Regions from separate parts of the Homo sapiens genome. Here all the other regions are linked to region 1. Evidence: read pairs that join two places in POLR2A ChIA-PET (ENCODE). Cell type or tissue: OCI-LY7. All regions are shown on one strand. Links, peaks and the distances in the headings refer to the core of each region. The heading gives the core; the rest is flanking DNA. Region 1 holds the start of MND1 (meiotic nuclear divisions 1). Region 2 has its middle 27 kb from the start of TMEM131L. Region 3 has its middle 33 kb from the start of TMEM131L. Region 4 overlaps TMEM131L (transmembrane 131 like). Region 5 has its middle 39 kb from the start of TLR2. Region 6 holds the start of TMEM131L (transmembrane 131 like).

Region 1 (4,762 bases), core at 279-4,278:
TAGTTACTTAATGTACTCATTTATCATTTTAAAATTACCTTATGTACCATCAGTTACATGGTATAACTCTTACAGGAAAAACCAAATTAATGGAACTCTGCAATTCAATGTACCCCTTCCTCTGCCTCCAGCAGAAGCAACAGGGGACATAAATTCCAACTTTAGATGCTACTCTTATAGCATCTACAAGACTTACTACACTGTGTGTGTGTGTGTGTGTGTGTGTGCGTGCGTGTGTGTGTGTTACAGAGTCTCACTCTGTCGCCCAGGCTGGAGTGCAGTGGCGGGGTCTTGGCTCACTGCAACCTCTGCCTCCTGGGTCCAAGCGATTCTCCTGCCTCAGCCTCCCGAGTAGCTGGGATTGTACAGGCGTCCGCCACCACGCCTGGCTAATTTTTGTATTTTTATTAGAGATGGGATTTCACCATGTTGGCCAGGCTGGTCTCAAACTCCCTACCTCAAGTGATTTGCCCGCCTCGGCCTCCCAAATTGCTGGGATTACAGGTGTGAGCCACAGCGCCCAACCGTACTTCTTACACCTAAAAATGGTTCAAAACACCATAGAATAATTTTCAAAATAATTGAATTCTGAGTTAAAATTTTTCAGCACTTTCAGGGGCCTGAGCTTTTGCTATGAATCTGGATCTATTCTCAAGCCATGAAGTAGCGTATTTTTGACCATGTTGATTTGAAATTCATTCCGTTGTTTCCTTCTTTTTTAAAACCTAAGGGAAAAACAAACAGACATACACAGGATTTGAAAAGCTGGAAAGCAGTGGGTAGCGGCTCGGGAGAAGATGAGGGGTCAGATTAGAAGACGAGAAAGGAATCCAGTCCGCCCCAGACAGGACAAGTCCGGAAGGATGGAGGCAGCGTTTCCTTCCTCAACAGCCTAAACGCCTCTATTTTTTACATCCAAACTTAGGCCATATTTCTGCGGCGCCAAGAAAACGCAGTAAAAGCAAAGGCAAGATGTCCTTAAAAAAAAAAAAGGTCACATTCACAGAATACCGAGGAGACGGAGGCAGCTCTGCAACCCGTCCACTGAGACGCGGACACGCTCCCCACAGCCCCGGCCCCAGGCCCGCGCCCCTTCCCCCGCCGGCGGCTCGGATGGGTCGCTAGGGGTCGCTGCGCGCCGCGCGGGCGAGGACCGGCCTCTTTCCCCCACCTCCACCGTCTCGCTGCTCCGCCCCCGCGGCGTAGTCGGCGCCAAAATCAAACGCGTCCTGGCCTGTCCCGCCCCTCTCCCCAAGCGCGGGCCCGGCCAGCGGAAGCCCCTGCGCCCGCGCCATGGTAAGGACTGAGGCTACGGTCCCGCGTCTTCTTCCTCCCTAGTGTGTGGGCTTCGCCGCCCCTCGGCTGCATGTGGATCCCGGCCTGGCGTTGACCGCCATTCCGGGCCGCGGGAGCGGTCGCCCGGCTCTCGGCCTCACCGTGTAGGGGCCCAGCCCGGCCCCGCCGCAGCCACTCCGCACTCTGCGGCGTTCCCCGCCGCTCCTGTCCGGAGTCCCGAGGCGCGGGGGCATCCGCGGCCTCCCCGCCGGCTGCACCCCGCGTCTGTCCCCAGGGCCCGTTCGGGCGGGTTAGGTTAGAACGCGGGAAGCGTTCGCGAACGTGACCCGAGAACTTCACCAACCTGGATTTATCTAAAAGACCACGGGGCCCTTGAGAACCTGGGCTCCCTACGCCTCCAGCTTCGGCCCCGCGTGGTGTAGCCCCCCCCATTAAGAACGGGGAGAGAAAGCGCAAGTGGGCGGGAGGGACTGCGGGGAGCGAACGTCTTGATCCCAAAGCGCACTCCTGGTTTGTCACCATTGAGTGGTTTTCTGTATTGTAATATGTAGAGCACATTCCAGAACTGCTCAGTTTCGAGTTACCTAATGGATCTTCACTGTGTGCCAATTAGTCGATTTCTGTGAAAACGCCCCGGTTTCTGCCAAAGGGCAGGAGTCGCTGCTCTTGTGCCGGGTGCTGCTGGTTGTGTAGGGCGCTGTTGCTTTTTTAAGGACGCTCTGCACTGAATTAGGCTTCCTCGTGGGTCATGATCAGTTAAGTCCTGGTAAGATCGGCTTTGTGAGCTTAACGTCTTTCTGCTCATCAAATCATTTTCATAAACCTTCAAAGTTTCATGCCGTTTTTTCTGCTTCAGTTGGCGAAGAATCAACATCTGGTTAAATGGATCTAAGATTTTAATATCTTCATTTACTTACGTGGCCGTTAAATGTTGCCGAGCTAAGGGGGGCAGGGTGGGACACCAGGATCCAGTTGTATGGTATTTATTTGAAGATATTTGTCCAGATGTAGTTATAAATGATAACGGCTTCTTTGTGGTTAAACTAACAACCCAGCCACCTGGGCGTGAAGTGCTCTAAGGAGCCAAACAGGACTACAGTTAAAACAAATCTGTTAGCAGTGCCCTTCTGTGTTACAATTTTTCTCTGCAGAGTTGCTGGCCTCGTATAACTGACTTGGAGAACTGTGCAGCTCAAACGCGCGTTGTCCTTTTACCTAATCTATCTCTCTACACATGAATCACCTGCTAATACTAAATGTGTTAACTCTTTAGAAGCTTACCTCCGATAATAGAGAATCCTTTTAAAAAATTAAAGCTTTTGATAAGATGTGGACTTCCTATTTTTTAATATGTGATCGAGAAATAAATTTAGTGTTGGTCAAAGGTAAACTTTTGATTGATTATGAATTAATAGCTGTTTTCATTTGGTTAGGCATCCTAAGTAAATAGTTAATGAGTTCAGGCAATTTTTGAAATTGGAGAAGTGCAGTGCTGAACTCTGAGAGCAGCAGTGATGTCTACTTAATAATTCTTCATAATTTTATCGTAATTGATTAGTAGGGCTGGCTGTAGGAATTCCATAACTTCTAACTGAGAAGGTTCCTCAGATAACATGATTTTTTAAGTGGTTTAAAATACTTCCAGAAAGCTTCATAGTCCTTGAGTCAGGTTTTGAGTCTCCTGACTTACTAATTTGAATGCATCTCTAACTTATACTATCAGGTTTTTCCTAGTCTTAATTAAATATTAGATAAATCCTCATTGATTTTTTTGAGAAGTTTCTAAATATGAGTATTAATATGGCATCTTTTTACATTAGTTATTTTAATTCTGGCTATGATACTCCTACTGTGGTTAATAATAGAAATTATTTCTAGTCATGAAAGAGACTGATGAATAAATCAGCCTGAAAACAAGGTAAATGGATGATACAGCTCATCCACATTTCTTGAGTAACTTTCATAGCTGCTGAGCTGAGTGTTGAGAGCTTTCCTAAAACTGGGTACCCCAGGACGCTAGATTCTCCTCATTGCCTGCCTCTGGGGGGCAGATTCTTGTGGAGTGCAAGGAGCTGTTTCGAATATCAAAATGTTAGGAGTCTTTCCTAACACTTCAGGATCTGCTTTCTGCTAGTGCAGCGACACACTGAAATTCTAAAGGGATTCCCATTGCCCCGCAGCGCCCTTGACATGGCCTTCAGATTCTGGGCTGACAAAAGTAGGGTTCTCAACCCTGGGGCACAATTAAAAAATATGTTGGAGAGGATTTTTAAAATAAGTTGGAGGATTTAAAAAATATGTTGCCCAGGTCCCATTCCAGAGATTTTGATTCCATTCATTAGAGATGAGCCTGGGCATCGGTATTTTTTAAAAACTCCTGAGGTGATTCTAATGTATGGCAGTTTAGGACCTATTGGACTAGAAAAATATGTTGAAGGAGTCTTCTAACTGTTATGAATTTCATGCTTGATTTGTCAGATACTGCAGAGGTGAGAATGAAGGGAGGCAAATAGAGCAGTCCTGGACCCTAGCTCTCAGCCCTAGGTTTAGTGAGCAGATCTGTATGGGTTCCTGGAGTTTGCCTAACTGAGATTTCTCTGATTTGTCTCTTCAAGCCAGGCAATACATGATGTCACTGAATTCACTATGATTAATTCACCTGTTATATCTATGGGAGTATGGTAGGTGTTGGGGGGCTTAGGAGCCTGAGCAGCCTCAAATTTTAGAGTTGGGGGCTTTAGATACATGGTCCTAAAATTAAGAGCTTTATGTCTCCCTTGTCTAACTTGGCACTAAGCCCTGGAAAGGCAAAGGCAGTTCATGTTCTGAAGAAGTTTTTCAGTGTGCTGATACGGACAAGTAAACATCTTTTCAATGTAGTGAGTGATTTGATGAAGGTGTGTTCTGGGAATACATGCTTAGCCTGTGAACTCAGGGAAGTTCTGGAGGGAGAGTGCCTAAACTAAGCCTTGGGAGATGTTTTGGAGTTTTGACTAGGCAAGAAGTGAGGATGTTCTAGGTGGAGGAACATTTTTTTTAAGGATGGAAATGAGAGCATTCTTCGAGTAGATAATTACAGGCAGTTTTTGTATTACAAGTTGCTTAGGTCTCCATACTGTTAATGGCAAAGTTTGAGGTGGGGTGTGGTGGAAGAGGCTATAAAAGGTAGGTTGGGGTTAGGTGATAAAGGGCCTTGTATATCATACTGGGGTACTCAGAAACGTCTGGATGTCTGGGAGCCACTGGAGGGTTTTGAGCAAGGCAGGGAAAAAGGTCTTATTTATGTTTTCCCAGTGCGGAATGTGAACATAGAGGGTGAGTCAAAGTGTGGTTAGGGGACTGGAGGTATATTGCAGGAGATAGATGATGAAGGCCTGAATGAGGCAGTGGTAGTAGAGATAGAACAGACAGGACAGATAAGAGAAATAATTAAATGCTGAAACTGGCAGAACTTGGTGATTGGTTG
Region 2 (4,762 bases), core at 424-4,423, 94 kb after region 1:
AATGGCAGCTGGGGAGGCTGCATGATCAGTCTCACCTTGGTTTTTAAATGATCAGCTGGCCCTGAAAATAGTTTCCAAAACTCATTGAGCTATGAAATTTCTGTTAAACACAGCAACCAGGCATCACCAAGATTTATCAATAACACAGTGGCCCATCTAGTAATGCCCAGAGCAGGAACCTAAGAAAATATCAGCATATACTTACAGCCAATACACAGATCTGTCTCCCATGGATATAACTCAGAAATTACAAAAGGGAAATAGTAGACACTATAGTTTTTAAGCCTTTTAATTTTTTTTTTTTTTTTTTTTTTTGAGATGGCATCTTGCTCTGCTGTTGCCCAGGCTGGAATGCAGTGGCTTGATCATAGCTCACTGCATCCTTGAACTCCTGGGCTCAAGGGATCCCTCCGACCTCAGCTTCCTGAGTAGCTGGGACTACAGGTGTGGGCCACTATGCCTGGCTAATTTATTTTTTATTTTTGTAGTGACAGGGTCTCATTTTGCTGCCCAGGCTGGTCTCGAACTCCTGGCTTCAAACAACCTTCCTGCCTTGGCCTCCCAAAGTACTGAGATTATAGGTGTGTGCTACCACACCCAGTTCCTTTTTAATTTTTAAAAGATTTTAGATTTTTTTTTTTGAGGCAATCCTTTCACATTTCTCACAACTCATCGTGAGTTGTTTTAATGTAAAGTTATTTTCCAGCAGATTGAAACAGTGAAGACCTCTGTATTCCAGGAGGGCAAGTGTTCTGCCTCTTCAAGATAGCTGAAGGAAAGGAAACTGTATAGCTCCCTGCAGTTTAAAAGTTAGTTGCGCACTGATTGCTTCATGAATAAAGCTGGAAGATCTAAGTTTGGGAGTGAAGGAAAGAGGATCTGCGGCCGGGCGCGGTGGCTCACGCCTGTAATCCCAGCACTTTGGGAGGCCGAGGCGGGCGGATCACAAGGTCAGAAGATCGAGACCACAGTGAAACCTCGTCTCTACTAAAAATACAAAAAAAAAAAAAAAAAAAAAAAAATTAGCCGGGCGCGGTGGTGGGCGCCTGTAGTCCCAGCTACTCGAGAGGCTGAGGCAGGAGAACGGCGTGAATACGGGAGACGGAGCTTGCAGTGAGCCGAGATCGCGCCACTGCACTGCAGCCTGGGCGACAGAGCGAGACTCCGTCTCAAAAAAAAAAAAAAAAAAGAAGATCTGAAAGAGAAAAATTGGAGAATACAGTCCCAGAGATTCATATTTCTAGACTCAGATCTCATGGACATTTTTGCCTGATGTGAAAAAACATTGTCCTGGCCAGGTGCAGTGGCTCACGCCTGTAATCCCAGCACTTTGGGAAGCTGAGGCGGGCAGATCACCTGAGATCGGGAGTTGGAGACCAGCCTGACCAACACGGAGAAATCCCATCACTACCAAAAATACAAAATTAGCCAGGCATGGTGGCGCATGCTTGTAATCCCAGCTACTCAGGAGGCTGAGGCAGGAGAACTGCTTGAACCCAGGAGGCAGAGGTTGTGGTGAGCCAAGATCACACCACTGCACTCCAGCCTGGGCAACAAGAGCAAAACTCCATCTCAAAAAAAAATACACTGTCCTGCCCAACCACACTCGCTGGTTTACTGCTCCCAAACCTTGAATAAAATTCTACAAGAAGATGGTGTATTGATGATCCATTCTATGCCTATCATTCTGCATCTGACTTCAAGTCTGTTTTATGACAGTTTCCATGTCTCCTTTAAAGAGCCCTTTGCTTTTGCAGGAAAATGAAAGATATTACCAGTCTTACAAAAGCATGTGGCTTCATATATTTTGAGTGCTATGAAATATTAATTTTTCTAAAACTGACATTATTTAGCAATTGGAAATGTGTTAGCTCTAACTTTCTTTTATGGGTACTTTTCTGTGGTTATAATATACAAAATTAAATTTACCACTTTGATCATTTTTAGGTGTATAGCTGTGCGGCATTAAGTACATTTTAGGGGCATTTTAAAATCTCTTCCTACTCTCAGTGCAGAGGTTCCTTCCTGCTTTCTCTATAAGTCATATCCAGCAGATAGTATTTAGGAACCCTTCATTTCTCAACTTTGTTTTGACAAAATTAGGAGTAATTCTATTACCTCTTTTTAAAAATCGGGATTCTAGGCCGGGAACAGTGGTGCACGCCTGTAATCCCAGCAATTTGGGAGGCCAAGGCAGTCAGATCCCTTGAGGCCAGGAATTCCAGATCAGCTTGGGCAACATGGTGAAACTCCACCTTTATTTTTTCAAAAAAGCGATTCTAAAGTGGAGTGGATGAAGGACTATGTCTTTCTTACTGGTTTATTGCTCGTCTGTGACTTTTTATTCACTAAAGATCCCTCTTAGGTAGATCTTAAACTTTCTCTCGCTCAGACTAAGTGATTTCAGTTTCATTATCTATTAATAGATACCTTTGCCCACACTTTAGTCGTGGAGTTCTCACAGTGGTTCTTCTCTGATACCTTGCCCAAGGTTATTTATATCCTGTTAATTTAAAAGTCTAGTAGTAGTGTCTGTAAACGCCGCTTAAAATAAAACTCACCAAGGGTTTGCCAGAATAGGTTTCTGGAGAAGAATCGCTGGTGTGAGCAGGAGCTCTGTCCCAGTGGGGCTGCTGAGTGTCACCCACTCCCCCACTGCGATTTTCTCACTGTCAGTCCCACCGCTTCCTGCCACTTGGTCTGGCTGGTCTTTTTTTTTTTTTTTTTTTTTGAGACAGGGTCTTGCTCTGCCACCCAGTGCCCAGGCTGCAGTACAGTGGCATGATCTCGGCTCACTACCTGGCTCAAGAAATCCTCCCACCTCAACCTCCTGAGCAGTTAAGACTACAGGCACATGCCACCATGCCTGGCTAATTTTTTTTTTTTTTTTTTTTTTTTTGTAGAGATGAGGTCTCACTATATTGCCCAGGCTAATCTAGAACTCTTGGGCTCAAGAAATCCTCCCGCCTCGGCCTCCCAAAGTGCTGGGATTCCAGGCATTAGCCACCGTGCCCAGGCTGGTCTCACCTTAAAAGCAACCGCCCAGATGAAGAAAAGCATTGCTTTCTTCAGTTCCTTATAGTTGAAACAGTATGACAGTAGGATAAACAATGGAGATGTTAAACTACGTTTTCCAGAGCAGACCTGATTTCAAATACCCTGAGCCATTGTCATACCTCATGTCAGGCAGTTGATTTGCTTATTCAGAAAACGTCCAAACTATCAATGGAGACTAAATGGAGGAGAAGTTACCCAAGCACCCCAAGAATAAGATGCGCCTCGAGACCATCTTAGTGCTCACTCGTGCCCCTCCCAACACGGTTCCTTTAACGTTGGTCCTTGATGAATATTTGTTGACTGAATAAATGAGTGGGGGATGGCCAGGTGCGGTGGCTCACGCCTGTAATTCCAGCACTTTGGGAGGCCGAGGCGGGTGGATCACCTGAGGTCAGAAGTTCAAGACCAGCCTGGCCAACATGATGAAACCCCATCTCTACTAAAAATACAAAAAATTAACTGGGTGCGGTGGTGGGCTCCTGTAGTCCCAGCTACTCAGGAGGCTGAGGCAGGAGAATCGCTTGAACCCAGGAGGTGGAGGTTGCAGTGAGCTGAGATCGTGCCACTGCACTCCAGTTTGGGCAACAAAAGTGAAACTCCATCTCAAAAAAAAAAAAGAGTGGGGGATGGACAGGTTTTAGAGACATAACAGCCCCTGGTAAGCAGAGTGACCCAAAAGGGGAAGCAGGGGCAAGTTCGGCAAGTTAGAGTGAGAGTAATTTTTGACCTAACGCAGGTGGGGAAGAAAATGAAAACCTGAATAGGTTTGAATTTGATCATATCGTGCTGGCTGTGACAACCCTAAATGATTTACAAATGGCTCATTAAAAAAAAAAAAAAAAAAAAAAAGTGTATCATCCGAATCCTCAACAAGAAAAAAAAGGAGCAAGAAAAAAGAATTCTCTTTTGTCCCTCCTACCCACATCTTTGCATGCCTGTCACCCCTCATGGATGCCATCCTCACTGTTCAGCGTCCTGTCCCCCTGATGCCCCATGGCTCTCACTTTACACTGATACAGCCAAACGTATCAGGAAGAACCAAATGTCTTCCTCCAAACTACACTTTGTCCTAAAACTATTCCTTTTAAAAACACACTTCAAATAAAGTTTTCAGTTCCTCAGAGTTGGGAAACTGTTCGATTGCCTTGTTATATGCATACTTAAGCCATACTCATCAGGTACTTAGTGATCAATACGTGTCTCCAATTACTTGATTAAAATACTGTAAGTCTGAATGACTGATAGGCTTCATTCTCCCAGGGAACATCTATGTTTTCTAAATTTCATTAGCCTAAATGAATCTAATTGATAAAATATATTAGGACCCTTCTGTGACAATTGTGGGCAATGTTCTCTGTCTACTGTCAGGCTGGAAATAGAGCTGTCAGTGACTTGGTATCCCAGTTTTATCCTGTTATAGTCTGTGGGAAGCCATTGTACATCAGTAGGGGAAAAGGCATAATACAAACATTTTAGAAAGTTTACTAGAGCAGGCCGGGTGCGGTGGCTCACTCCCATAATCCCAGCACTTTGGGAGGCCAAAGTGGGTGAATCACCTGAGGTCAGGAGTTCGAGACCAGCCTGGCCAACATGGTGAAACCCTGTCTCTACTAAAAATACAAAAAAAAGAAAAAATTAGCCTGGTGTGGTGGCACGCGCCTGTTAATTCCAGCTACTTGGCTCAGGAGGCTGAGGCAGGAGAATT
Region 3 (4,762 bases), core at 457-4,456, 88 kb after region 1:
AGTAGGTGTTGGAGGTTACAATGGTGATCAAATTCTCATGAAGATTGTGGCCTAGTTTGGAAGACATTGGACAAAAATCTATAAATAGCACTTGTAATATGTGCCCTGATGGGAAAAGCAGGGTGCTAGAACAGAGTTTAACTGAGGATTGGAGTGGCATGGGATCGGAGGAAGTTCAGAGAAGAAAATGACATTTAAACCGAGACCTAAAGCTTTATGGAGGCAGAGGGAACAGCATCTGTGAACATTTCCCATGGGAAAAACCTGACTTTGAAAGGACAGAAAAGTCAGAGCCCTGTGCACAGAAAAAGGAGTAGGTTGTAGGGAGATCCGGAGAATTAGACGCATCCTTCAAGGCTTGTAGGAACTGCCACAGATTTTGGACTTTGTACATAATGGGAAACCATTGAGTGGTTTAGGATCTGTATTTTTAAAATCACCCTGGGCTGGACGTAGTGGCTCACGCCTGTAATCCCAACACTTTGGGAGGCCAAGGTGGGCGGACCACTTGAGGCCAGGAGTTCAAAACCAGCCTGGCCAACATGGCGAAACCTTGTCTCTACTAAAAATACAAAAATCAGCTGGGTATGGTGGCATACGCCCATAATCCCAGCTACTCAGGAGGCTGATGCACGAGAATCACTTCAACCCGGGAAAGCAGAGGTTGCAGTGAGCCGAGATCGTGCTGCCGTACTCCAGTCTCGGTGACAAAGTGAGACTCCATGTCAAAAAGAAAAAATAAATAAATAAATAAATAATTAAGTCCAGCCGCCGTGGTTTACACCTGTAATCCCAGCACTTTGGGAGGCCAAGGCAGGCAGATCACAAGGTCAAGAGACTGAGACCATCCTGGCCAACATGATGAAACCCCGTCTCTACTAAAAATGCCAAAATTAGCTGGGCGTGGTAGCACGCGCCTGTAGTCCCAGCTACTTGAGAGGCTGAGGCAGGAGAATCACTTAAACCCAGGGGGCAGAGGTTGCAGTGAGCCAAGATCATGCCACTGCACTCCAGCCTGGGTGACAGAGCAAGACTGCGTCTCAAAAAAACAAAACAAAACAAAACACAGAAAATGCAAGCCAGGCATAGTGGTTCACACCTGTAATCCCAGCACTTTAGGAGGCTGAGGCAGGAGGATTGCTTGAGCCCAGGAGTTCGAGACCAGCCTTGGCAACATAATAAAACCCTGTCTTTACAAAAAAAAAAAAAAAAAATTAGCTGAGCATGGTAGCATGGGCTTGTAGTCCCAGCTACTGGGGGTGCTGAGGAAGGAGGGTCACTTGAGCCCAAGAGGTTGAGGCTGTGGTGACCAAGAACCTGTCTCGAACAAGCAAGCAAAAAAGAAAAACAAAGTGCAGAAATAAACTTTAGTGTAGCATGTCCAGGCAATTCTACACACTTTGGAATAGCGGGGTGTGAATGAATGAGGGTTAACCATGCCACCACCCTATAATGAAAAGATACAGGAGGGGTGGGTTTTCAGTCCAAGTCAGAGTCATTTAAACAGAGTCAACTGAGATGAGGCTTAGAAGCTCATGTAGGGGATAGGTTTGGAATTTTTTTTTTTTTTTTTTTGAGACAGAGTCTCACTGTATCACCTAGGCTGGAGTTCAGTGGTATGATGTTGACTCACTGCAACCTCCACTTCCTGGGTTCAGGCGATTCTCCTGCCTTGGCCTCCTGAGTAGCTGGTACTACAAGGGCATACCACTACACCTGGCTAATTTTGTATTTTTTGGTAGAGAAGGGGTTTTACATGTTGGCCAGGCTGGTCTCAAACTCCTGACCTTAGATGATCTGCATACCTCGGCCTCCCAAAGTGCTGGAATTTTTTTATGTTTTTATTTTTATTTATTTTTATTTTTTTGAGCCAGCATCTCACTCTTTCACCCAGGCTGGAATGCTGTGGCACTGGCATGGCTCACTGCAGCCTCCAACTCCTGGGCTCAAGGGATCCTTCCACCTCAGCCTCCCAAGTACATAGGACTACAGGCCAGCTGCACCATGCCTGGCTAATTAAAAAAAAAAAAATTATAGAGACAGAATCTCACTAGGTTGACCGGGCTGGTCTTGAACTCCTGGCCTCAAGCAATTCTCCTGACTCAGCCTCCTGGGTAGCTGGGATTACAGGTATGAGCCACAGGATTGGAATTTTTGACAGGAATTTTTGAAGGCCCTAATGAGGTTTTTGGCTTCAGAGGTAACTTACGCAATAAAGCTCTATTTCATTTTTACTTTTCGAAAAGCCACCGTTGAGGTGAAATGGGGACCCGTAGCTCCAGAGAAACAGCGGGAGGCACAACCTCCTCTGTGAAATTCCTCTGTGAGTAGCCAGAGAGCGCCAGAGAACTCTGGTGGTGGAGAGCAAATGAAAGCAGCCAGAAGGGAAACCGGAAATTCTCGCCCAAGGTCTGTGGTGTGAAAAAGTGCCAAGAATGACCAATGAGAACTGCAAATATGAAGAGTAATACTGAAAGTAGAGCATTGTGTTTGGTATAAAGACAGCCTGCCAATGCCTTTTTTGAAATGGAACTCAAGACATGAAGACAGCCAAGCATGGCGTGCCTGTAGTCCCAGCTACTTGGGAGGTTGAGGTAGGAGGACTGCTTGAGCCCAGGAGTTTGAGGCCACCTTGGGCAACACAGTGAGATCTTGCCTCTAAAAAATAAACAAATGAAAAATAAAGATGTGAAGGCAGAGAAAGTAGCAGTAGCAGGTAGACAAACCCAGGAGAGGTGTCGGGGAGAAATGAAAGGGAAATGACAGGGAAGGAAGAGGAGAAAGCATTACTCCCACGTGGGGATTTCTTATGGGAGGGGAAGTGAAAACCACAGAAATTGAAAGAGGAACTTGGGGACCAGAAGGCTTTATTTCCCAGTGTGCTCCCCAACACCCCTTCCCCAAAAGAAACCATCATGTTTGGGGAAAGGTACAAAGGAAATGTCCTATTTGTGCTTAGACTCTGATTTTGAGACTGGGTAAGTTGCCCTTTCCTTGATAGGGGATTGCCTAGGTTGAAACGGTAGGAGGGAGTGTTCCCAGAGTGGAATGCAGCCCGACTGTGTTCAGAAGAAGCATGAAGGTCCCATTCTACTTTGATACTAATACTTGAAAAAGGAGAAAAAATTACAAACTGCCGCTTTTTATGTGGTATTCATGAGGGAAGGAAAGGGGGTGGGAAAGCAGGAGGAAAGCACCATGTAAATCAAGTCTTCCAAGAACTTATTTTATCAAGCATTTAATCAGCTCTTGCTCAAGGCTAATCATAAAAATAAACTGCGCATTTTTACCTGCTGCAGGCAGCTTGCAAACTGCAGGTGTGTTTCAAGAAAGCCACTGTCAAGTCCCCAGTTGCAATTCAAAAGATATTAACTAAGAGCTAAACCAAATTATGGGTCTTACATTATGTTATAAGAACCAGACATAAATTACCACCCAGTTAAAATATCTAGAAATGAGCCAGCAAATGAACTGTCACCAGATGAAGGCCTACACTTTAAAAAAATGTTTTACTTTGTGGTTAAATATATATGAGTAAAATCTACCATTTTAACCATTTTTAAGTGTGCGGTTCAATGGCATCAAGTACATTCACATTGTGCAGCCATCCCACCATCCATCTCCACAACTATTTTCCTCTTCCCAAACTGAAACTCTGTACCCATTAACAATAACTCCCCATTCCCCCCTCTCCCCAGCCCGTGGCAACCACCATTCTACTTTCTGTCACATGAACTGACTACTGTAGGTACCTCGAATGATTGGAATCATACAGAATTTGGCCCTTGTGATTATTCAATAATGCATAATGTTCACCCATGATGTAGCAGGTGTCAGAATTTCCTTTTTTAGGCTGAATGCGCCTACACTTTTTAAAGGGAGACATGATATTAAAAATCATTTTCTAAAAAAATTGCATATCCACATCATTTTTTTAAAACTGCCACAGCACGGCCGGGCACGGTGGCTCACACCTGTAATCCCAGCACTTTGGGAGGCCGAGGCAGGCAGATCACGAGGTCAGGAGTTTGAGACCAGCCTAGCCAACATGGCGAAACCCCGTCTCTACTAAAAATACAAAAAAAAAAAAAAATCAGCTGGGCTTGGTGGCGGGCTCCTGTAATCCCAGCTACTTGGGAGGCTGAGGCAGGACAATCGCTTGAACCCAGGAAGGTGGAGGTTGCAGTGAGCCGAGATCGCGCCACTTGCACTCCAGCCTGTGTGACAAGAGCAAGACTCCATCTCAAAAAAACAAAACAAAACAAAAAAACTGCCACAGCATTGAATAGGCTTTTTAGCATTCATTAGGTTGCAAAAGGAGGCTGGAGCTGGGCTTCAAGGTAGCATTGTTCAAAGTCCTCTTACTTTCTAGGGTGGGATTTTTGTTGTTGTTGTTGTTGTTGTGTTTCCTTTTGTTTTGTTTTTTGAGAGGGAGTCTCACTCTTGTCGTCCAGGCTGGAGTGCAGTGGTGCGATCTCGGCTCACTGCAACCTCCTCCTCCCGGGTTCAAGCTTCTCCTGCCTCAGCCCCCTGAGTAGCTGGGATTACAAGCGCCCGCCACCACACTCGGCTAATTTTTGTACTTTTAGTAAAGACAGGGTTTCGCCATGTTGGCCAGGATGGTCTCGAACTCCTGACCTCAGGTGATCCGCCCACCTTGGCCTTCCAAAGTGCTGGGATTACAGGCGTGAGCCACCGCTCCCGGCCTGTTGTTTTTTAGAGAGGGCTCTCCCTGTGTCGCCCAGGCAAGAGTGCAGTGGCT
Region 4 (4,762 bases), core at 261-4,260, 220 kb after region 1:
AATTTTCTTAAGTTTCAAGTGAGAATGCTTCTGTGGAATGGGAACTTGGGAAGAGGGGAGGTAGAGGAGGGTTAGTGACTGGAAGAAAGGAGGGGCGCGTCATGAAGACTCTAGAAAGAATACCAAGATGTGTGAGTGGGGGTGTTCTCCCTCCCCTCACTTTTGTTTCAGACTCAGTGGAGTGTCTTCACGCTCCGTCTTCCTCCTTGTTTGTGCTTTAAAATCTCGGCTTTCTTGGCTACTGTGAGGACACAGTTTCCTGGTCCCTCTTTTAACTCAATGTTTACCTTGTCTCTTTTTATTTTTTTGCCTCCCAGGAGAATTGACTAGTTCCTTACTGAAAACCCTAAGAGATCCCTGCTGTAGCAGCTATAATACTCAAAAGCTTTTGTTTTTATGAATTTTTCTGTACTAGATTTAACCCCTTAAGAGCAAGAATTATGCCCTAATCTTTGTTTTCCTATTACCTGGCAATATAACATGTAGTAAATCAATGATTGACAACTGGATAAATGAATCTTAAAAAGGAAAACATTATAATAAGCTATTTATGAAGATATGACACACAGACTTTCCTTTGACTTCCTTCATTTATTCTATTAGAGTACTTTAGAAACTTTTGTTAGAAGACTTAGAGATACCTAATAAATAACACCTCTCTTCCTGACCAAGTTCTGAATCATTGGATATTTAAGAATCTGGAGTTAGAGAACTAAAACCGGCTTTGTATTACTGATAAGACATATTCTCCTGTATCAGCCAGGGTAAGAGAGCCAGGAGTTACTAACTCCTTCTCCCCTAGGGTAGACTTTGGGGTGGCCCACTGGAGGGGAAGTTTGGGTCTGAAGGACAGATGCTTCCCAAAGTGTAGAGAGGAGGAGGAAAGAAACCAACTCCTCCAAGAGCCCCTGCCCTTCTCACCCCTTCCTACAGCACAGGATGCTTCTCTGTTGCCCACCAATTAGGTAATTCCTTGACCTCCAAGGAGAGAGGAAGGCTTGGGATAAAAGGACAGTAGTGTTTAGGGAAAGAGAAGCCTCTCATTGTGACGTCCTTGGTTTCTGTGCTCTTGACCCTTTGGAATTACCTGTTAAGCCTGAGATCAGCCGATTTCCAGCCCTGTGCTTTCACCTTCTTGGACCTGTTCCTCCTTCCCCTGAGAGCCAACCCCTCCCCTGATTTCTTTGTTGACCCTCCTCGGACTGCTGGGGTCTGCTGTTGAGTTTGCCCCTAGACAGCTTTGAGATGGATTAGATAAATTCACTAATAATCTGCCCCAAGGCCACACTGTAACCAGGGTTGAAAGTTCACATCTTCCTCTGTTTCCCCATCCCAAATTCTTTTCAACTGCAATATCCGGTACAGTTTATCAGAGCTTTTGTGATGCGATTAAATAACAGTGTTAAAATATGGCAGTAGAAAATATCAGCCATATAAAATGCCTGTCATAGAGATGCATAGTGGGAGTGAATAAGAGGGTGAATTCCAAACCAGACCACCTGGCTAAAAATCTTGGTTCTGAGTGACTGTAGCCAAGTTACCTAATCTCCCTGTGTCTCAGTTTATCTGTAAAATATGTAATAATAGCCCTTTCGGATAGGGTTGGTGTAGCAATTGAATCAACCAATTTATTTAAAGAGCTTAGAACTAGTCTCTGGCACATAGCTGAAATGCCTTAATCACTTAACTTTTAAAAAGAACCTTCTGAATATAAACCCTCTTCTATTATGAAACTCCGGGAGAACTTTAATATTCAGAGATTAGAACCCCCAACGGGACATGAAAGTTCAAGGCTATGGTAGTGTATCCAGTTATCTTGGCCTGTGAGTTAACATTCAAAGAATTTGAAGTCCTCTTCAATTTCTTGTTTTTATTTTATTTTATTTTATTTTTATTTTAATCAGAAGTTCTCCATGCCTCTGTGCAGCTGGGGAACTTTTAGTAGCTACAGGCTGGATTTGTTCTTGCTAGAATGTGCGTGGTTTCCCCACGGTTTCAGAATTTATAGTGGTTCAATAGTAAGTCATTTGAGCCTCACTTGAATCTGCAATCTTAATGAAACGCACAAGAATAACAGATTATTAACTTCACATCCAAAAAAATTGGAAAACGTGTCCCCCCACTTCCCAGCCCTCCAAGCACTAATTTTAAGCAGAATCGTCCCTAGTACTTCGATTTACCAAAGAGAGGGAAGGAAGTTGGAGAGAGCCTCACCTTGGTTTCCGCTTGAATTCATGCTGGTTGTGGAGTCTCAGACCTTTGCACTTAACGCTTGGCAGGGAGAGATCACCATTAGTCAGGAGGCTAATCTGGGTACTTTGGGGGTTAGAGAGGAGCCACCTGTGCATACCACTGCTCTACTCAGGAAGGGGCACCTGAGATGCTCTGGCCTTCCCTCAGAGTTTATAAATTTGCCTGGCGGTAGCCGACATACTCGGCCTGCCTTCCTTCTGTTTTCCATGTGTGGATTTCTGTTTCTTCCTTGGGCCCTTGTTTCTGGCATCTCCCGGCACTTTTGTGCTAGTGGTATGGAAGCTGTGTTAGGAGCAGAGCTTCTGCAGTCTGTGGGCAGTGACGTTGAGATCTGTGCACAGGGTGGTTTCCATTGCCTCTCACTGTGGACTTGCGGGGGCTTCTGAAACCTGCTTCTTAGGGAAGTTTGTTTCCTTTTTGTCCACTTATTTCAACTGGAGTGGTGTTCTCAGCAGATGCCCTGAGGTGAGCAGTTGTTGACACTTTGGAAGTGTGAGTCCATCAGGGCCTAGTGGTGATAGTTCCTTCTTTTTCTGTGTTAGTCGGCTGTTCCCCCAGGACTTGCTTGTTCTCCACTGTTCAATTTAACCAGCTTTTTGTGTTGCTCTCTTTCTTTTTAAATTAGTACATTCCTTTAATTTTTTTTTAACTTTTTGGTCTAGATATTTATTTTCCCTTTAGATCTTTCTCTAGATTTTTTTCGGTGTGTTCTCCCAAAGCAAAAGAGATAAAATCAAGTTCTGGGTCTACTAAAAACATCTATAGTTCAAACAAATCTTTTTTCTGTTTGTTGCGTTGCATAATCTTACATAAGAGATACTCTCCTGTCAGCCCAGTATCCCAGTCAGGCCCAGGCTCGGTTTATCTTGTCCTGCCTGGTTCTCCTTTAATGGTTTCCTCTTTGCTGTGCCTTCTTTTGATTGAGTCCTAAATGCCATAAACTTCTCAAGCATATTCCCTCAGGGCACAAGCAGTAATTGTATCTCCATTGAAAAATGCACTGAGCATTCCACACTCACCTTCCTGGTTTCCTTTCACCTGTCCAGGTTTGTGTAAGGCTTGGTGTAGCCGCCTCAGTCTTTGATGGTAGAGCTCCTTAATTGTTTACTATGGGGGATTTAAGTGTATTTCTTCACAGTTCCTAGAACTCAATCATGGTTTCTTAATTATTTTTATTTTTACTTTTGTTTTAAGACAGGGTCTTGCTCTGTTGCCCAAGCTAGAATGCAGTGGTGCAGTTACAGTTATTACAACCTTGGCCTCCCGAGCTCAGGTGATCCTCCCTCCTCAGCCTCCTGAGTAGCTGGGACTACAGGCATGTACCACCATGCCCAGCTAAGTTTTATATTTTTTTGTGGAGACAGGGTTTCACCATGTTGCCCAGGCTGGTTTCAAACTCCTGAGCTCAAGTGATCCACCTGCCTCGGTCTACCAAAGTGCTAGGATGACAGGTGTGAGCCACCATGACTGGCCTATTTTTTGAGGAACAATTCCAGTCTGCTGAGATCTTGCCTGTCTTCCTTTATTAGAGTCTTTTAAAAGCTCCATTTAGCACAGATATATTTCATTTTGAATACCTGCACAATGAGATCTCAAAGTATCTCCACTTCTCTTTTTATATCTGTTTAACCTGACTTTCTAGATGTTGTTTTCTTTTTTTTTTCCTTTTTAGTTGGCATGTAATAATTGTACTTAGGTATGGGATAGAGAGTGCTGTTTTGATACTGTATACAATGTGTAACGATCCACTCAGGGTAATTAGCGTATTATCACCTCAGACATTTATCATTTCATTATGTTGTGAACATTCAAAATCCTCCCTTCTGGCTTTATTGTAGTCAACTGCAGTCACCCTGTAGTGCTGTAGAACACCAGAACTCATTCTGTCTGTCTAGCTGTAACTTTGTGTTGGTTACCCAGCAAGGTTTGGTTATTTCTTTTTTGTTTTGTTTTGTTTTTTGAGACAGAGTTTCGCTCTTGTTGCCCAGGCTGGTGTGCAGTGGCGTGATCTCGGCTCACTGCAACCTCTGCCTCCCGGGTTCAAGTGATTCCCTTGCCTCAGCCTCCCAAGTAGCTGGGATTACAGGTGCCCATGACCACGCCCAGCTAATTTTTGTAATTTTAGTAGAGATGGGGTTTCACCATGTTGGTCAGGCTGGTCTTGAACTCCTGAACTCAGGTAATCCACCTGCCTCAGCCTCCCAAAGTGCTGGTATTTCAGGCATGAGCCACCGCACCCGGCCCAGTTTGGTTATTTTAAACCATTTCAGCTGTGTCTAGCTCTTGCCTTCCCCTTTCCCTATATATATGGGGTAAAATATACTTAACACAAAATTTACCATTTTCACCATTTGTATGCGTACAGTTCACTGGCAGTAAGTACATTCACAGTGTTGTACAGTCATCACCTCCATCCATCTCCAGGACCCTTTCATCACCCCAAGGGGAAACTCCATACCCATTAAACACCTTCCCTCAGCCACCATTATTCTCCCTGGCAACCACTATT
Region 5 (4,762 bases), core at 473-4,472, 300 kb after region 1:
TTTTATACATTGTGGGATGGGATTATAAATTGGTTGGCCATATATGTCATGCACCTTAAGAACTTCCAGGAAGTAACTTCTAAGGAAAATAGCAAAAGATATGCACAACAATTAGGTATTAGTGTTTTTTTAAATGCATTCATTATTGTAACTAACTTTCTCCCAAAATAGATTTATAGCATTTAATAATTAAAACACATACAACCAAAACATTGGGTAGATATAAACATATTTAAAAAATTACTAGTAAGTATGAAAATCAAAAACACAATTCCTAAGGTGGTGTTTTATTTTCCCTCCATTACTGGCTCTTTCCCCATTTGGAAGCTTCCTTCATGTTTTTTGAAGCTGAGCAAGGATGACATGACTCATGTCATGTATATTATACAATGTAAAGAACAAAACTGGCTGTGCGGTAGCTCACACCTATAATTCCAGTGATTTGGGAGGCCATGGTGGGAGGATAACTTGAGGCCAGGAGTTTGAGACCAGTCTGGGCAACAAAGTGAGACCCTATCTCTTTAAAAAAAAAAAAAAAAAAAAAAAGGAAACTAAAACAAGGCCACATTGATACATTGATTGGGCACTCTGGACAGAAAAAAAGTGATTGTACTGATGTGTAATTGATAGGTATGCTTGATAAAAAAAAAAAAGGATTCCATTTTTCATGACTTTTTAATGCGCTACATGATTCTGTGCATGACTTTCAGAGCACAATGATCATGTCTACTTGATTTCCTTCAAAAATTAAAAGAAAAATCTTTTACTTGAGAGGGTGAGGTGGGAGGATTGCTTGAGGCCAGGAGTTGGAGACCAGCCTGGGCAACATAGGGAGACTTTGTCTCTACAAAAAAATATAAATAAAAAATAAAAAGAGAAAGCTCCTAAGACTTCACTCAGTAGGTTATCCTACTAAAATAACTGGTTACTGATGGTTTCATGCAGTTCACAAAATTAACTGATGATTTTAGTTGCAGCTTTTATCTTCCTGACTTCTGCCACTCATGTCTCTGCTTTCACTTCCTGTATCCGCAATCTGACTGTGATATGTGATTATTAAAGGTATAGTCTATGTTGCCCCCTAGTGATTAATATGAACATAGGAAAAGTCCTGTAGACTTGCTCAGCTATTCAGAGCTGTGGATATGCTTCTTATCATGCAGAATCTACCTACTACTTTCCATCATTTTATTGTTTAAGTCCTTTAATAGCGTCAATTTTTACATTTTATTATGTTATTACACAAGTCCAAGCTAAACTGTTTATTCTATATAAAAGACAAGCAAAAACCAAGAAAACATTATAATCAATAAAATATTATCAAACAAGAAAAAGAAATACACCTCCTTTTAAAATTTATTTCTAACTCTATTTTTGTGGAGTGCTTTTAACCAGAGAAATAATTAACCTAAATGCATGGTCTATTAAAAGTTAATCGACCAGGCATGGTGGCTCACGCTTGTAATTCCAGCACTTTGGGAGGCTAAGGCGGGCAGATCACTTGAGGTCAGGAGTTTGAGACCCTCCTGGACAACATAGTGAAACCTCGTCTGTACTAAAATACAAAACTTAGCTGGCTGTGGTGGTGCATGCCTGTAATCCCAGCTACTCGGGAAGCTGAAGCAGGAGAATTGCTTCAACCCGGAAGGCAGAGGTTGCAGTTGGCCAAGATTGCGCCATTGCACTCCAGCTTGGGTGACAGAGTGAGACTCCATCTCAAAAAAAAAAGAAAAGAAAAGAAAAAATCACTTTTCTTACTTTAGTATTTCCTGAATATAAAGAATGACAGGCAGGATTGAATACCTTGTGAAAAAGTCTGAGATAATGCACAGTGATGCTGTCTATGTATTAAGTCTTGTGAGGCCTTCATCTATAAGTTTTTCCTTACCCCTTTGGTGGGCCCCCTCAGCCCAGCTTTTTTTTTTTTTAAAGGACAGGGTCTCACTCTGTTGCCTAGGCTGGAGTGCAGCAGCACAATTTTGGCTCACTGCAGACTCAACCTCCAGGGCTCGAGTAATCCTCCCACCTCAGCCTCCCAAGTAGCTGGGATCACAAGAATGTGCCACCACACCCAGCTAATTCCTTATTTCTTATAGAGACAGAGTCTTACTATATTGCCTAGGCTGGTCTCAAATTCCTGGGCTCAAGTGATCTTCCCACCTCAGCCTCTGAGTAGCTAGGACTACAGGCATGCACCACCATACTCGGCTAATTTTTGTATTCTTACTGTAGAGACATGGGGTCTCACTTTGTTGCCTAGGTTGGTCTTGAACTCCTGGGCTCGAGTGATTCTCCTGCCTTGGCCTCCCAAAGTGCTGGGATTACAGGCTTGAGCTATGTGCCCAACCTCCTTTGATTTTTTGTTTTTCTTCTGTTTGCTTTACTCATAGGAAAAAACATATACATTTATAAATCCTGATTCAAAGACTACTTTTGTGTGAGGGTATTGAGTTTGCTTTTTTTTCTCCTTTCATCTAGGTCATGTGGCCTTTGGGAGATATGTGTGTGTGTGAGGGGTAGGATGTGTGTTTAATTTTTTAAATTTATATTTTGGTGCTGTATGTTGTGAAAGATTTGCTCATAGTGGATCAATGAACCATCTTTTCTAGGCAGTTTTGTTGAAAATGAAGGTTTCTCTTTGATTTCAAGAATGACCAAATTAAAAAACAAAAACAAGGTATTAATTTTCTATTGCTACCATAAAAAATTCTCACAAACTTAGTGGCTTAAAACAACACAAACTTAGTTTTGTATATCAGAAATCTGACACCTATCTCCCTGGGCTAAAATCAAGCTGTGGCAGGGCTGCATTCCTTTCTGGAGGCTCTAGGGGGCAGTCTGTTTCTGTCCTGGCCTTTTCTAGCTCCTAGAGGCCATCCACATTCCTTGGCTTGTGGCCTCTTCCTCTGTTGTCAGAGCCAGGAACGCAGCATCTCCCTGACCTTTCTTCCATCTCACATCCTTTTCTCTGACCACAGCTGGGAAAGGTTCACTTATTTTAAGGACTCCTGTGATTAGACTGGGCCCATCTTAAGGTTCTTAATTTAATCACATATTTTATTATGTAGAGTCACATATTCAGGGGTTCCAGGTATTAGGATGTGGACCCCTTTGGGGCAGGAATTATAATTCTGCCTATTACAAATGATGTAAGAGCATATACAGTACAGTGTTTAAAATAGTAATGAGTTGGAAATAAATGTTCCAAAACAGGAAAATACTTAAGTTATAGAACAAACAAATGTTGGAGTACTAGGAAGCCTCTAAAAATCATTGTAAGAGAATAACATAGGCGATGAAAGAAGTAGAATACAAAGTTTATAAACAGTGTGATCCTGTACTGCATGTGGGGTGGGGTGATGCCCCACTGGGTGTGTAGAATTTTGAGTGATTTTCATTTTCTTTTTTTTTTTATCTTTCTTTTCTGGGGAGGGGGGGTACTGTCTGCTGTAAGCATGTGTTACTACTATCACATCCATCTCCCCCAAAACTTTTAATTAAATCTTAAGGGAAAGTGTATTTTATTTAATAGTGGTAAAAAGTAAGTATCTTAAAAGCAAATGCTAAAGTCCTGATAAAATGTACATTATACTATAAAAGGACATAATCTAAAGGCAAAGGCAAAGGGAAACTTTCAGTAAGCATTCCCTAATAGAAGACCTATAAAATGAGGTATGTAGTAATTACTTGGGCTGGGATTAAAGGGACATAAGAATGTCTTTACATACAAGTATAGCCAATATACAAAATGCACAACAGTCTAGTTACCATTAATCAAAATGGTGGGCAAGTACTATAAAAGTCACCATTAAAATACAGCCTTATTAAAATACATATATTTATGGAAACGAAAACTGACATTTCAAAATAATTATTTCTGTGTGCCCTAGACATTTGAGCAATTTAATACTTCTGCTGGAGTACAGAGAGGAAGTCAGTAAGATGGAATGTATTTGGATTTCAAGCAGTTATTTTTAAAGGAAAGCTATTACTTTAGAAACTAAAAGCAAAACAGAAAACAAAAACTTTAACCAGTATCCTTTCATCTAGCTAATTAGATGTTTGTTCATTCACTATAGATATAGAATTTATTTAAAACCTCAAAATGATTGAAGTAACAGACTCAGCACTGTGACTTTGGGATTGAGTAGGCTATAAGAGTGGGGTGAAATATGACCATTCATTCTATAATTCAATATTAAAACAAATTCCTGCAACCAAAGAAATAGTAGTACTGGGTTAGGCCAGGTTCCCAAGTTCATTGTGTATTCTAGATCTATAGTGCTAATAAAGAGAAGACAATAACTTGTTTGCCTACCTTATTTCATTGTTAAAAAAAATCACTAGGTCAAAATAATGGGTCAAGTTGTTGATTGAAAAACCCAGAATTGCTTTTGTATTTGCTGGGATAAGCTAGATGTCTTAGTTCATTTTGTGCTGCTATAACAGAATACCACAGACTGACTAACTTCTAAAAAACAGAAATTTTCTTGCAGTTCTGGAGACTGAGAAGTCCAAGATCAAGGCACTCTCATCTGGTGAGGGCCTTCTTGCTGTCTCATCACATGGCAGAAGGCAGAAGGGCAAGAGCACAAGAGAGAGAACCCATTCCAGAGAGTGCTTTTCATAATGGCATTAATCTATTCTTAAGGGCGGAGCCCTCATGGCCTAAACACCTCCCATTAGACCTCACTTCCCAGTGCTGTTGCATTTGGGATTCAGTCTCTAACACATGAATATCTGGGAGACACATTCAAACTAT
Region 6 (4,762 bases), core at 327-4,326, 120 kb after region 1:
GCAAATAGAAACTTGGAGAAGTGAAGAGAAAAAAAGGGCACATTGAGATGGCACTGGAGATCCTTGCTAAATAAAGGAAGATGTTGGCAAGGAATACAGAAAAAAGTATGAAACAGAGACTACTGGAGGTATTCAAGTTGGAAAATGCAAAGTGTCCCTTTTTTTTTTTCACATCAACAACTTACGTTTATGCTAATCTACTTAAATGTTAAGTCTGGCCAAGCAATTAGACTATTTAACCTTGTTTGGAGTTAAATGCAGACAGTGTGTGAGACTGTGTTCACAGTACTGTATTACGTCTTTAGGAAAGAGGATCTAGATTTCATTTTGTCCTTCTCAGGATTGTGTCTGCTATGCAAGCACTGGTTTTCTATAGTCTGGCTTGTAAGGCACAAGGAGCAATTAAACAGAGGATTAAGGTAAACAGGTGTGTCCCATCACTTCCCCTCTTCATACTATATTGTTCATATTCTCTGAATTTCATACAAGCTACAGTGGAAGCAGTAAGTTAACTTTAAAAAATCATAAGATTGCCCATACTTCTAGGTTATGCAAATTGATTTCTGAATAAGCCCTTGTTTGCGACATCGCTGGTAAAGGCAGGATGTTAACTTAAAGAGATGCCAGATTTTGGACTTGTTAGTTATAGGCATCAAAACCTGGAACTAGGAAATGTATTTCCACGTATTACTTCCATTATCCTACTAATGTTAGAAACAGGCAACTAACCACATCCTCGACCCCAACCATATTTCAGGAGAGGCTGGCTGAATTTTGCAATATGATTCCAAAAGGGAGTATTTGCAGGGTCTTTGAAGCTATAAATCCCCTAGGAAGAGTCTTCCCCACCTGTCAGGACCTGGACAGTGTCCACAGAGGGTGCCGGGCGCACTACCGCCACGCGGCGCTGAGGTCTGCCTCTCGGGTTTTGGGAGAGCTCTTTTTATTCTAAATTACAGACTTTGCAGCCACCGGATATCCTCGCTGCATAACTGGCAGTGGCCATGTGGCTGCACTCGCGTTTCCTGACAACCACTGCATTATTTCCACTAATATCCTGTGTCCAAGGCCTCTCGCTTGGCGACTCCTCGTTCCCACCTCCACCGCCACCTCTTCCCTCGAGGGTAATCTCTCGACCGTGGCCCAAGCGCCTCGACAAAGCGGCAACCACCCAAAAGTTCATGAAAATGCACTTGGCAAAAGTGGGCCGCTAGTCCCCGCGGACAGCTCTAAGCGACCCCGTCCCAGCCGAGGAAAGCGCCCGGGCCCCGCAGAGTGCGCGCTGCGGGGCGGGCCCGCGGCCATGTGCTCCGCGCCGGGGCGGGGCACCCGCGGGTTCGCATTGTCCACTTTCCCCCGCACCCCGCCGCGTTCCGTCCCTCCCTATCTGCGGCGCACACGCGCTCAGAGCAAGCGGCGCGCCCGGGTCTGGAGCTGCAGCAGCTGCGGCAGCGGCGGGGGTGGTGCGGCGCGGGGCGGGGCGGGGCGGGGCGGGGCGGGGCGGGGCGGCACGGGGGCGGGCCCGGGGCGAGGCAGCTGGGGCGCCAGCGAGCTAGCGGCGAGCGCGGCGAGCAACGGAGAGGAGCGCGAGCAGCAGCATGGCGGGGCTCCGACGCCCGCAGCCCGGCTGCTACTGCCGCACCGCGGCGGCCGTGAACCTCCTGCTGGGCGTCTTCCAGGTCCTGCTGCCCTGCTGTCGCCCGGGAGGGGCTCAGGGACAAGGTCAGCCTTGCGCCGCTGGGCTCGCTCTGCCTCTCCACCCCGCCCCCGCTCTTTCTTTTAGGGAACTGCTGAAATCTATAAGAGGGCGAGGGGAGGAAAGGGAAAGGGGCAGGAGGAGGAAGGAAAGCTGTTGCGATTCTCCGCTGATAACATTTTCTGACCACAGCGTCCCGTCCCGCGCCTCTCTGCCCCGTACAGCTGGAGAGCGGGGCAGTCGCGGGGCTTGGGGACCGCTAGCCGCTCGCGCCCTGGAGCCTTTGTGCGCGGGCCCCTGCGCCCCGGGCGCAGCCCCCGCTTTGTGTGGCGCGCGCGGGTGCCCCGCAGCGGCCCGGCTTCCTGCAGCTTTGTTCCCCCGAGCCTGGCCGCCCAGGGTCCACACTCCAGATGCTCGGGCTGCGGAGCCCGGAGTGCCTCGTGGGGTGTCTTCACTCCCACTTCGTCCCCCCACCCCCAGCACGAGCACCCCGAGCCTGCCTGCACGCTGTCGCCTTCGCGTCCGAGGGGCCGCCGGCTCACACCCCACCCATTGTATTTTTATCCTTGGCTCGCCCCTGGGATGGCCTCTGTTCCCAGGAGGAAAAAGAGACGTGTTTTGGTGAGGCGGGGGGCACGGAGGGACGGTAGGGGAAACAGGAAGCGTTTCTTTAGCGTGCATTAAAAACGTGGTGTATTTTTTGGTGTTCCTGCAGCGATTGAGCCGTTGCCGAACGTGGTGGAGCTGTGGCAGGCAGAAGAAGGGGAACTCCTGCTGCCCACTCAGGTGAGGACGACCAGGTGACAGGGCGGCTGTGGGTGTACGAGGGAGGAGAGGCGGGGAGGCCCCCGGTCCTCCCCACCCCCTGTCCAAGCGGCACAGGCGTTCGGGCCACTTTGCAAGGCAAATAAACGTTAGGGGCCGAGCCTGAACACCTGGCAACGGTGGCCTTCCCGGCTCCTCCCACGCCATGTGACAGGGCCTGAGGCAGGCCGGCCCCAAGTTCAGAAGGTGGGAACCCAGGCCACCTCAGCAGGGAAGCGGCCAGCGGTCTGTTCGGCCGTGGGTGTCCTGGGTGCACACTGTTCCCTAAGTGAGCTGGTGCTGTGTGGATGGCAAGTGGCTAAGAGGTTGAGGACAACAGGAGTATTGATTTCATAAATGTTAGAGTGGTATTTGCCATTAGCGTTAAGTAGCTTTGGGATGGAGATGTGACTCTCAAGGATTGTCATCTTGGATTTTCTCCAAGTGCCCTTAATTCCTGTTAAAATACACCCACTTAAGAACTTGAATTTCTGGTTTTTTTCTCTGTATGATGATATGATGATTGCGTGTAGAAAAATAATTACTGACGTTTTATTGGGAATCTGTAGCATCATAGAGGGTTTATTGCTGCAACAGATACAGTACTGCAAAGCTTTTAACTTTTACAAGAAATTCCCATTGACTGTGAAGTGTGCACATTTAAATATAATGTTGTTGACTGCCTTTCACCAGTAACGGTAGTGATCCAAAATGCATTTTTTGGGTGGGAGTGGCTTGAATTATAAGGAAATATTTAGCTTGTGTGCAGTACTTTTTAAGATGTTCATTACTTCCCACGGTGGTGGCAGCACTTAATTCTGTGTTGTGTCTTGCGGCTGTTTAGAAAAACAGGATGTCTAGCTATAACTTTACCGGAGAGGCTGTCCAGTTTTACATTTCAGTTTTCTCCCTCCTATGTGAAACATTCAGAGTGCTGGTTTTGAGATATTTAGAATATTCATTTTGATCAGGGCTAATGAATAACAGCTTCAAGGCAGAGAGGTGATTTTAGAGGAGAATTTTCCTGGACCCTCCTTGAAGGCCAGCAGCCTGAATGAGACAGGTCTTTTGAGAAAGGGCCCCATCAGGATGAGGAGCAGATAGTTTTTCCTTCTCCTAAAAATTTATTCCCAAATGGATTTTTTCCCCGATTTTAAATAATATACATGTGTTTTTGAAGGTTTGGAAGATACAGAAATATAAAAAGAACAAAATAGAAATCCGTCGTATTCCTACTGCAAGAACGACATTTAACGCGATGTATTTATTTTAAAAAAATTATGTTTTTGTATATCAGAGTTGTTCAACAGTGGCACTGGTGACATTTTGGGCTACAGAGTTCTTTGTTGTGGGGGCTGTCCTGTGCACTGTGAGATGTTGAGCAGTTAGCATCCCTTGCCTCTACCCACTAGATGCCAGTGGCACTCACTGCTGCTTCCCCCTCTCCCCCACCCCCTCCTGATTTTGACAACTAAAAATGTTTCCAGACATTGCTAGATGTCCCTGGGGAGCAAAACTGCCCTGGTTGAGAAGCACTGGTGTATATCTATGTATATGTATTTGCATTTTTGCTCAATTATAGTTTCTATCTCTTACTGGCTAGTGTTGGAAGCCAACCCAGACTAAAAGGAAAGTAAATTATAGGTGATTGAGTCTAGTAGTATATACTCTCATTTGTTAGAGCGTTAGTTGAAGATTTAGTAGGTGTGCTCAGAGATGGAAATGTCAAGGCCTAAATGATTATTTGATTTATGGGCTCAAAAGTTATTTTATACAATTCTTAATTTCTGGTTTATTTGTATAATACAATTTGTTTTGATAATAGATGTCAGAATTCAGAAGCTGTCTGGGATATTCAGTATAGAGGGATTTATAGCTAAGCTATTTTAATCAAAGCTATAATGAAAGTGAAACTGGTTTTCAAAATAATTTTCTAAATACTTCATCCATATCTCTACGTATACCTTTTAGAAACTATCTTGCCCTGCTTATACCTGGGCCCAAGGGTAAGGGAGACACACACACACACACACACACACACGTGTGTATGTGTGTGTATATATATCTCATAAGCTACAGAGAGTTTTGAAGAAAGTTATTTTAAGTGAATTATTTTCAAAGTATTTTGAATTTTTTCAGCAAAAATTCCCTCATATGTGTCAAACGGAGTCTGTTGAAAAGAGAATATTTATAGGTGTTAATTTAAATTTGAGGGTTTTCTGCTTAATTAACCAGTACATTGGGTTTCTTTCATGCAGGAAG

Evidence for each region. ChIA-PET counts read pairs that join two places held together with the same protein. Peaks named below come from ENCODE experiments on the same cell type or tissue, not always from the same donor. Only the 100,000 strongest peaks of a DNase experiment are listed, where the experiment ranks them.
Region 2: POLR2A ChIA-PET joins it to region 1 with 20 read pairs; 8 of 35 experiments call an interaction of 5 or more read pairs at or near these places.
Region 3: POLR2A ChIA-PET joins it to region 1 with 11 read pairs; 8 of 35 experiments call an interaction of 5 or more read pairs at or near these places.
Region 4: POLR2A ChIA-PET joins it to region 1 with 13 read pairs; 11 of 35 experiments call an interaction of 5 or more read pairs at or near these places.
Region 5: POLR2A ChIA-PET joins it to region 1 with 10 read pairs; 6 of 35 experiments call an interaction of 5 or more read pairs at or near these places.
Region 6: POLR2A ChIA-PET joins it to region 1 with 28 read pairs; 15 of 35 experiments call an interaction of 5 or more read pairs at or near these places.

What each region holds. Positions count from the first base shown.
Region 1 is chr4:153,343,445-153,348,206 of GRCh38, forward strand. MND1 (meiotic nuclear divisions 1) reads left to right here and starts at 1,244. Exons shown (of 8, transcript NM_032117.4): 1 at 1,244-1,296. The coding sequence starts at 1,294. RefSeq lists silencers at 1,013-1,322, 1,453-1,612 and enhancers at 2,093-2,152, 2,233-2,352. In OCI-LY7, for the core only: CTCF peaks have their summits at 1,096 (motif pointing right), 1,300, 3,343 (motif pointing right), 3,544 and 1 weaker place; DNase peaks (open chromatin) are centred at 1,217, 2,237, 3,337, 3,837 and 1 weaker place; H3K4me3 peaks cover 4,000 bases; H3K27ac peaks cover 4,000 bases.
Region 2 is chr4:153,436,925-153,441,686 of GRCh38, forward strand. No RefSeq gene overlaps it. Among named protein-coding and RNA genes, the nearest start is that of TMEM131L, 27 kb to the right of the region's middle. In OCI-LY7, for the core only: CTCF peaks have their summits at 2,790 (motif pointing left) and 2,991; DNase peaks (open chromatin) are centred at 2,028, 2,697, 3,218 and 3,737; H3K4me3 peaks cover 3,226 bases; H3K27ac peaks cover 4,000 bases.
Region 3 is chr4:153,430,912-153,435,673 of GRCh38, forward strand. No RefSeq gene overlaps it. Among named protein-coding and RNA genes, the nearest start is that of TMEM131L, 33 kb to the right of the region's middle. RefSeq lists an enhancer at 2,248-2,437. In OCI-LY7, for the core only: a CTCF peak has its summit at 2,337; DNase peaks (open chromatin) are centred at 1,630, 2,380 and 3,280; H3K4me3 peaks cover 2,985 bases; H3K27ac peaks cover 4,000 bases.
Region 4 is chr4:153,568,135-153,572,896 of GRCh38, forward strand. The region is part of intron 7 of TMEM131L (transmembrane 131 like); the gene reads left to right. Among named protein-coding and RNA genes, the nearest start is that of TMEM131L, 100 kb to the left of the region's middle. In OCI-LY7, for the core only: no CTCF peak of the experiment used is centred there; a DNase peak (open chromatin) is centred at 2,297; H3K4me3 peaks cover 1,984 bases; H3K27ac peaks cover 4,000 bases.
Region 5 is chr4:153,642,530-153,647,291 of GRCh38, forward strand. It overlaps the pseudogene LOC100419170. Among named protein-coding and RNA genes, the nearest start is that of TLR2, 39 kb to the right of the region's middle. RefSeq lists a silencer at 1,086-1,155. In OCI-LY7, for the core only: CTCF peaks have their summits at 1,089 (motif pointing left), 1,288, 2,837 (motif pointing right) and 3,039; DNase peaks (open chromatin) are centred at 1,052 and 2,832; H3K27ac peaks cover 604 bases.
Region 6 is chr4:153,464,800-153,469,561 of GRCh38, forward strand. TMEM131L (transmembrane 131 like) reads left to right here and starts at 1,561. Exons shown (of 35, transcript NM_001131007.2): 1 at 1,561-1,722; 2 at 2,412-2,482. The coding sequence starts at 1,599. RefSeq lists enhancers at 1,022-1,201, 2,572-3,237, 2,732-2,821, 3,192-3,251, 4,503-4,762 and silencers at 1,242-1,391, 1,432-1,531, 1,902-2,261. In OCI-LY7, for the core only: CTCF peaks have their summits at 911, 1,796 and 3,248; DNase peaks (open chromatin) are centred at 982, 1,452, 2,552, 3,982 and 3 weaker places; H3K4me3 peaks cover 3,906 bases; H3K27ac peaks cover 3,962 bases.